Linked DNA regions of Homo sapiens: regions 2 and 3 are each linked to region 1. Evidence: chromatin loops called from intact Hi-C (ENCODE). Cell type or tissue: CD4-positive, alpha-beta T cell. All regions are shown on one strand.

Region 1 (2,500 bases):
ACCCACCCCTTTTTTGTTAGAAATACACATGGTTTTGTTGGTTTTATTGTTAGTGTTGGAGCTATGTAATTATTTGTAGGCTTGTTTTTATGGGTCCCAGGTGTTCAGTGCGTGTGTGTAGATGTATGACGGATGTTTATGCTGGCTTTGTAACCCATGACCTTGCTGAACTCACTTCTTACATCTGGGTTAGTTGCTGTTTTGATTTTGTTTTCTAATCCTTTGCAGTCATAGCACCTGTGAATAGGGACAGTTTTGCTTATTTTGTTAAGATCCATATGTCTTCTATTTTGTTTTCTTGCTGTGTTGCCCTGTCTAGGACCTTAGTATGGTGCTGAGTAGGAGATGGGGCAACAGAGATCCTGGCCTTTCTCCTCACCTTGCAGGGAGAGCAGTCCATCCTCCTCCATGAGGCGTGCTGCTAGCTGCAGTTTATTTGTGGTTTTTCCTTATCAAGCTGAAAACGCTCTTTCCATTCTTAGTTTGCTGAGAGTGTTTATCATGTAGGATGTTGGCGTCTGTCAGATGCTTTTCCTGCATCAATTGATGGGATCGTATGTTTTTTTTCCCTTACACCGTTAGTGTGATTGACAGTGTGTCATTGTGATTTTTTTGGGAAGTTTCCAACGTTGAGCCAACTCTGCATTCCTGGAATAAACCCCCCCCTTGGTTATGGCATAGTATTTTTACATGTTGCTGAGTTCATCTTGCTGACATCGTCAGTAATCTTCACGTCTGTGTTCATATTGGTCTGTAGCTTTCTTGTACTGCCCTTGTCTGGTTGTAGTATACACGTAATGAATGAAGTGAATTGGAAGTATTCCCCCTTTTATGTCCTAGAGGAGATTATATAGAATTGGTGTTACTTCTTTAAATGTTTTGTAGAATTTGCTGGTGAAACCATCTGGGCCTAGGGATTGTGGTTGTGGCAGGTTCTAATCATTACAGGAATAGTGAGTTCTTTCATCTCAGCTGAATGTTGGTAGAATGTAGGTTTTGGGGTTTTTTTTATTGTGAGGAACTGGTTCATTATATCTGTGATCAAATGTATGAGCAGTGAATTGTCTGTGCTCTTGCCTCGCTGATTTTATCGTGCCTGCTGGGTTCGTAGCGGTACTCCTTCCTTCCTGATACTGGTCGTTTATGTCTTTTTTTTTCTTTTTTCTTTTTTTGTCTGTTAGCCTTTCTGGAGATGTATAAATTTCACTGATCTCCTTAGAGACCTAGTTTTTGGTTTCATTGATATTTTGCTGTTGTAGTTTTGTGTTTCCTTCCTTCTGCCTGCTTTAGTTTTAGTTTGCTCTCCTTTTTTTCTGGCCTCTTCAGGTGGAAGATTAGATTGCATATTTGAGATCTTTTCTGCTTTCCAACGTAAGCGTTCCGTGTTAGAAATTTGCATCTGAGTGCTGCATTAGCAGCATTTCACACATTTTGATAATGTTGTATTTTTATGTGTGTTCAGTTCAAAACATTTTCAAATTTCCATTAAGATGTACCATAGTTTGAACGTGGCCTCCAAAGTCCACGTGTTGGAAACTTCATCCCAGAGTGATGGTGTTGGGAGGTGGGGCCTCCTGGGAGGCGTTGAGGTCACGTGGGCTCCACCTTGGTGAGTGGATTCGTGCTGTTGTAAAAGGGGCTTCTGTTAGTTGGCTCTCTGTATCTGCCCTCCTGCCGTCCACCATGTGATGGCGCCTCAGGAAAGCCCTTGCCAGAAGCTGGTGCCTTGATCTCGGACTTGCCAGCCTCCAGAACTGTGAGCCTATAAACTTCGGGTCGTTATAAATTAATCTCAGGTATTCTGTGATAGCGCCGCCAATAGACTAGGATGCCTGCTGTGATCCATACAGATTTAGAAGGATGCTTTTTAATTTCAAAGTGTCTCTCCCTGATTTTCTGGGTAATTTCTGTTCAATTTCATTATGTTGAGGGAACGCACTTTCTACGATTCACTTTCTTTGCAATTTAAAGTTTATTTGGTAGCTGATAATTTGATAACCTCAAAATGTCCCATGTGCACCTGATAGGTATGTGTGTTCTGCCGATTAATAGATGTGTTTTGGCCATTTATAGTTAATGTAATTTTTTATGCATTTGGATTTAGGTACATTTTATGATTAGTTTTCTGTTTGTCCTCCATTTTTTATTCCCGTTTTCTCTTTCCTACCTATTTCAGGTTATTTGGCCTTTTTTATACTCCATTTTGATGTATCTATGTCTTTATTATATCTATTTGTATACTTTTAAAGTGATTTTTCTGTGGTTTACAATGTGCAAGCTTAACATTTCACGGTGCACTTATAATTCATATTTTATCATTTCAGGTGGAAACGTCAGGATTTCACCACGACGTAGGCTTCTCCCTGCCTCCCTTTATGTTGTAGTAGTCCTATGTACTTACTCTCTATATGTGGAAAACCCCACCAAGAAATATTACAATTCTTGCTCTTAACTGTCATGCCTATTTTATAAAACATAAGAGGCAAAAAGTAGTTTGTGG
Region 2 (2,500 bases), 110 kb before region 1:
GGTGAAACCCTGTCTCTACTAAAAATACAAAAAATTAGTGAGGCGTGGTGGCACACACTTGTAATCCCGGCTACTTGGGAGGCTGAGGCAGGAGAATTGCTTGAACCCAGAAGGCGGAGGTTGCAGTGAGCCAAGATTGTGCCACCGTGCTCCAGCCTGGGTGACAGAATGAGTGAGACTGTGTCTCAAAAAAAAAAAAAAAAAAAAAAAAAAAAGTCATCAGCTTCATTATCTCCTAACAGCATCAGCTTGTCCTCTGAAACTTTGAAGGCAGGGATCGACTTCTCCTCTGTAACTGTAAAAGCCCTAGACGGCATCTTCCAGCAGAAGGCTGTTTTATGTGCACTGCAAATCTGGTGTTTAGTGTGGCCACCTTCATTGGTGCTCTTAGCTGGATCTTCTGGAGAACTTGCTGCAGCTTCTCCGTCAGCACTTGCGGCTTCACCTTGTACTTTTATGTGATGGGGACTGCCTCTTAATGTAAACCTCATGAACCCACCTCTGCTAGCTTCAGACTTGAATTCTGCAGCTTTCCCACCTCTCTCAGCCTCGTGGAACTTGCTCTGACTTAAGGGAATGTTGGGGCTGGTTTGATCTATCCAGACCACTCAGACTTCTCCGTATCAGCAATAAGACAGTTTCACTTTCTTATCGTTGGTGTGTTCAGTGGAGCAGCACTTTTAATTTCCTCCAAGAACTTTCCCTTTGCATTCACAACTTGGCGAGCTGTTTGGCACGAGAGGCCTGGCTTTCGGCTTATCTTTGCTTTTGGCACGCCTTCCTCACTAAGCTTAATCCTTTCTAGCTTTTGGTTTAAAGGAGAGACATGCGACTCTTCCTTTCTCTTGAATGCTTAGAGGCTGTTGTAGGGTTATTAATTGGCCTGATTTTAATACTGTTGTGTCGCCCAGGGAATAGAGAGGCCCAAGGAGAGGGAGGGAGGGAGATGGCTGGTCAGTGAAGCAGCCAGACACAAGCAGCGTTGGTCGGTGAAGCTTTTGCCGTCTGAGGAGCATAGTGTGTGGCGTCCCAGAATCAATGACAGCAGTAAGATCGGAGACCGCCGATCACAGACCACAACAGACATAACAGTGATGCAATGTCGGAAGTACAGTCAGGACGTGGCGCCCCAGAATCAATGACAGTAGTAAGATCAGAGACCACCCATTACAGACCACAACAGATATAATAGTGATACAATGTCTGAAACGCCATGAGGATTACCAGATGTGACAGAGCCGTGTAGGGAGCACATGCTGTTGGGAACATGGTGCCTCGCCGAAGGCAGGACGGCCACAAGCCTTCCATTTGTAAGAAGCACAGTATCTGTGTAGTCCAGGAGAGCAAGGCGTGCCTGGGTCCATGCTGGCTCCTTATTGTGGCCAGCACACTGTGCTCGTGTAAGATGTTAACAGTGGGGCACCTGGGTGTGGAATATGTGAAAAGTCTCTACCATCTTCTCCATTCTTCTAAATCTAAACCCGTTCTAAAAAAAAAAAAAAAAAAGAAGAGTCTATTAAGAAGACAAAGAAGGAGCCGAAATTTCCACGTGGCAGAAGGCACTGGAACCGGTGAGATCTGATGTGTACCTGGGCCTGATCCACGTTTGCTGCATGGCTGGACACCTTCGTGGGCGCGTGGAAGCTCATGCTGTGGGGGGAGCTGTGGGAGGAGCATGCGGCAGGTGGAGGTCTTCTGCGCGTGGGTGGGCACGCGGAAGCTCGTGCTGTGGGGGGAGCTGTGGGAGGAGTGCTGGAGGAGCCCTGGGAGGAGTGTTCAGGAGGCGGAGCGTGCCTCGTGCGCGTTGGTGGGTATGAGTGGCGTTGGTGGGATCTAGCTGACCACCTCCCACCTGGTTGGTCTGCATCTGTAGACAGCTTAGTTCTTAGGATTCTAGGTACCCAGTGTCATTTCCGACACCTGCTTGGGCTCCCTGTACTGCCAGGGCTGTTGAGTCTTTACAGCACCTCTGATCAGGAGCCCTGGCCTTGGGGAGGTGGGACAGGCACACGTCTGGGTTGCTGGGTTGCCTTTAGGGGTAAGCTCTTCCTTTTGTCTTCTGTTCAAAAGAGGGCCCACAGTGGATTCAGGCCTCTGATTTACCACTGCCTGGAGCTTGGGGAATGCTCTCCAGTGACAACCTGGGCTTCCGTGGGATTTAATTTTGATATATTGGCCTTTGTGTGTAGGAAGAGTCCAAACTCACGACCGGATGGATTGTCCTCCTCAGACTAGACACTTCATCCAGAGAGGACTCTGAGCCAACCCTAAGGGATTCAGGCTGGAGCTCTGGTTCCCCGCACGGAGGTGGCGCAGGAATGCATCGTCCTCCCCTGTCCTGACTTGTCAGCGCTCCTGCGCTCATGCCTGGGAGCCTGGACCCCAGCTCTGTCCCGACTTGTCAGTGCTCCCGCGCTCATGCCTGGGAGCCTGGACCCCAGCTCTGTCCCGACTTGTCAGTGCTCCCGCGCTCATGCCTGGGAGCCTGGACCCCAGCTCT
Region 3 (2,500 bases), 61 kb before region 1:
GCCCTCTGCACCCTCCACTCTCGGCTGCCGAGCCCGCAGGAGAAAAGACGTGGAGCCGGGGCTGCCGGGCGGCCGTGGCCCTGCCGTGCGGGCCCGGCGGCTGGGCGAGGGCACTGCAGTTGGTGCCGAGAGCACCCCGGGACCATCCTCGCATTTGCTCTTCCCCCACCTGCCTCTCCCCCCCTCCCCGATGGCTTTCCTTCCCTTAAATACTGATATGTCTACACGGCTTCTCAAATTGGCGGACAGCAGAGCAGACTCCGGGGCTTGTGTGCTCAGCATGGGCGGCTCTCTTCGCTTCATCCGGGATACTTAGACCCGCCCCAGTACCTCCCCGTTCCGAGCTCGGCCGCACACACGCTGGACGTGCCTGGGAAGTGGCCATTGCCGCGTCTGTGCCCACCATCTGCCCACCCGTGTGCCCGTCCAAGCACCGACTGTGTGCCAGGTTCTGTGCTGGCAATGGGGCCCTACATGGTTACCACGTCTCCTCCAGGGAACGTCCCATCCAGTGGGGAGGAGAGTCACGTGCCCAGTCACCATGTGGTGTGGTGGAGTAGAGGGTGCGGTCACAGAGGAGTGGGGGTGGGCACTTCCAGCTGGCAGGGGAGGGGTGAGGGAGCTGCCAGGACAGATTGTGGGGAAGGCGGCATTTCCACTGGATCTAAATGGTGGATGGGAGCGGGGGGTGTAGGTGGAAGGTGGCCCACAGACATGGATCATGGGTCTGGCCCTCTGTGGCTACTGTCCTGTGCCATGGGCCTGGAGGGGGATGTAGGGGTGAGAGCTGGCCTGGCGGGGAGGTGCAGGGTGGGTGGAGGACCTGCAGCATGGCTGGGGGTGTCGGGCACAGGCTCAAGGGGGCAGGCATTGGCTACTCTGAGAATACAGTTGGGAGCTTACTTATGAGTCTAAGGTTACACATTAAAATAAAAGGGCTTGATTTTTTGCTCTGAACATTGTGGCACACGTCAGCATTTCCCCCTTGTTTCCTGGAAATCATCTACAAATAACAAGAAGCGTGAAAACCAAAATGGCACTTAAATTTTGACAAAACAGAAATGCAGCTGCAAACCAAGCCCCAGGCAGAGGCAGGAAGCCCGTGGTGCAGGAGAGTGCAGTGAGCAGACGCAGTGAGCAGACACATCCCCGGGGAAGCCTGGAGCAGTGCGGGTGGAGGCAGCTCCATGAGGGAGCCGCGGAGTAGAACCCCCTTGCCGGCGCGAGGGAGCCGCGGAGTAGAACCCCCTTGCCGGCGCGAGGGAGCCGCGGAGTAGAACTCCCTTGCCGGCGTGAGCCCTTGCGAGAGGCGGCCCCTGACCCTGGCTCCGCAGTGCGGGGGCCGGCGGCAGCTGGAACGGGGGTCCCTGGACTGGCGTGTGGTTCCAAGCTGGACTGGCGTGTGGTTCCAAGCTGGACTGGCGTGTGGTTCCAAGCTGCAGCAGAGGTTGGTGCTGAGCTGAGGGGTCACACAGGTGCATCACACGTACTTGAAGCCGCATCTGTGGCAGACAGAACATTTGCTCTTAGGAAAACTCACGGTGTCCTTTCTCTCCTGCCGGAGGGAGCTACTGGGGGCTGATTGGACTCGCAGCAAAACTGTCACTGGATTTCAGATAAAAGGAAGCAGGCCTGTCCTTCCCCACTGTGAACCTGTGCACGGAGCCGGATTCAATAAAACTCATCTTCAGCAGTGAGCAGTAAAGGTTACTCCATGCATTTGTGTTAGAGCAAAGGAGAAAAAGAACAAAAACAAGTGGCAGAAAAAGTTTCACAGAAAAACGGTGGACATTGAGCAGATGAAAATTCTATCCAGACATTTTGCCAAGAAACAAAAGTTAACGAGGCGGTAGAGTCTGTGAGGCTTGGGCGGAACGCACACGCTCCAAGAAGAGACGGTGAGGCCGGGGGTTGCATGAGACAGGACCCGGAGGGTCTCAGAGCAGGAGAGGGGGCAGTAGGGGGCAGTACAGGAAGGAAGGTGACCGGATGCACGGGGAGGCGAATCACGGGGAAAACTACCTAAAGAACCCGCAGCAAGAGTTCCATCTCCTGAATTGGAAGATGAAGTGAATGTGGAAGCCTGGAAATGTAAGTGCTACATGTCATGTATTCAAAAAGAAGTGTCAGGATGGCAGAGGGAGGAGAGAACATGAGGATGGCGGCTTCGCTGTTGAGAGCCGAAGACACAGACACACCATCTAAAGGTAGTATCAGGTGGGGAGAGCAGATCGAGCTGCATGTTAGGCTCCCTAGAGCACCAGGTGCGGTAGACTGGTCTATCCCGAGAGAGTGACTGTGAGGCCCTCGCTCTTGGCCATGGAGCCAGGATCCCGTGGTCTGCATCTGTGCACAGCAGACCTGGAAGAGCCTGTGCTGTGCCCAGTCCGCTCTGCAGGCCTGAGAACCAGCGGAGCCTGTGGTGAAAGCCCCAGTCCTGGGCGGAAAACGGGAGCTGCCCCGCTCAGGCCACCAGGCAGGCAAGGGAGGAACGGTCGCC

The links. Peaks named below come from ENCODE experiments on the same cell type or tissue, not always from the same donor. Only the 100,000 strongest peaks of a DNase experiment are listed, where the experiment ranks them.
Region 2: it touches region 1 in a loop (4-fold over the local background); 6 of 110 quality-filtered maps call a loop at or near these places.
Region 3: a loop joins it to region 1, with 2.1 times the contacts of the local background. A loop is called at or near these places in 5 of 110 quality-filtered maps.

Annotation. Positions count from the first base shown.
Region 1 is chr7:1,924,691-1,927,190 of GRCh38, reverse strand. The region is part of intron 17 of MAD1L1 (mitotic arrest deficient 1 like 1); the gene reads left to right. Among named protein-coding and RNA genes, the nearest start is that of MIR4655, 82 kb to the right of the region's middle. In CD4-positive, alpha-beta T cell, a CTCF peak has its summit at 1,477; DNase peaks (open chromatin) are centred at 120, 1,080 and 1,656; H3K4me3 peaks cover 672 bases; H3K27ac peaks cover 1,308 bases.
Region 2 is chr7:2,036,214-2,038,713 of GRCh38, reverse strand. The region is part of intron 12 of MAD1L1 (mitotic arrest deficient 1 like 1); the gene reads left to right. Among named protein-coding and RNA genes, the nearest start is that of SNORA114, 52 kb to the left of the region's middle. In CD4-positive, alpha-beta T cell, no CTCF peak of the experiment used is centred here; DNase peaks (open chromatin) are centred at 483, 528 and 1,103; H3K4me3 peaks cover 1,193 bases; H3K27ac peaks cover 825 bases.
Region 3 is chr7:1,985,255-1,987,754 of GRCh38, reverse strand. All of the region lies in intron 14 of MAD1L1 (mitotic arrest deficient 1 like 1), which reads left to right. It overlaps LOC124901573 (a long non-coding RNA gene), which reads right to left. Exons shown (of 3, transcript XR_007060190.1): 3 at 1,416-1,502. Among named protein-coding and RNA genes, the nearest start is that of SNORA114, 100 kb to the left of the region's middle. In CD4-positive, alpha-beta T cell, no CTCF peak of the experiment used is centred here; a DNase peak (open chromatin) is centred at 1,014.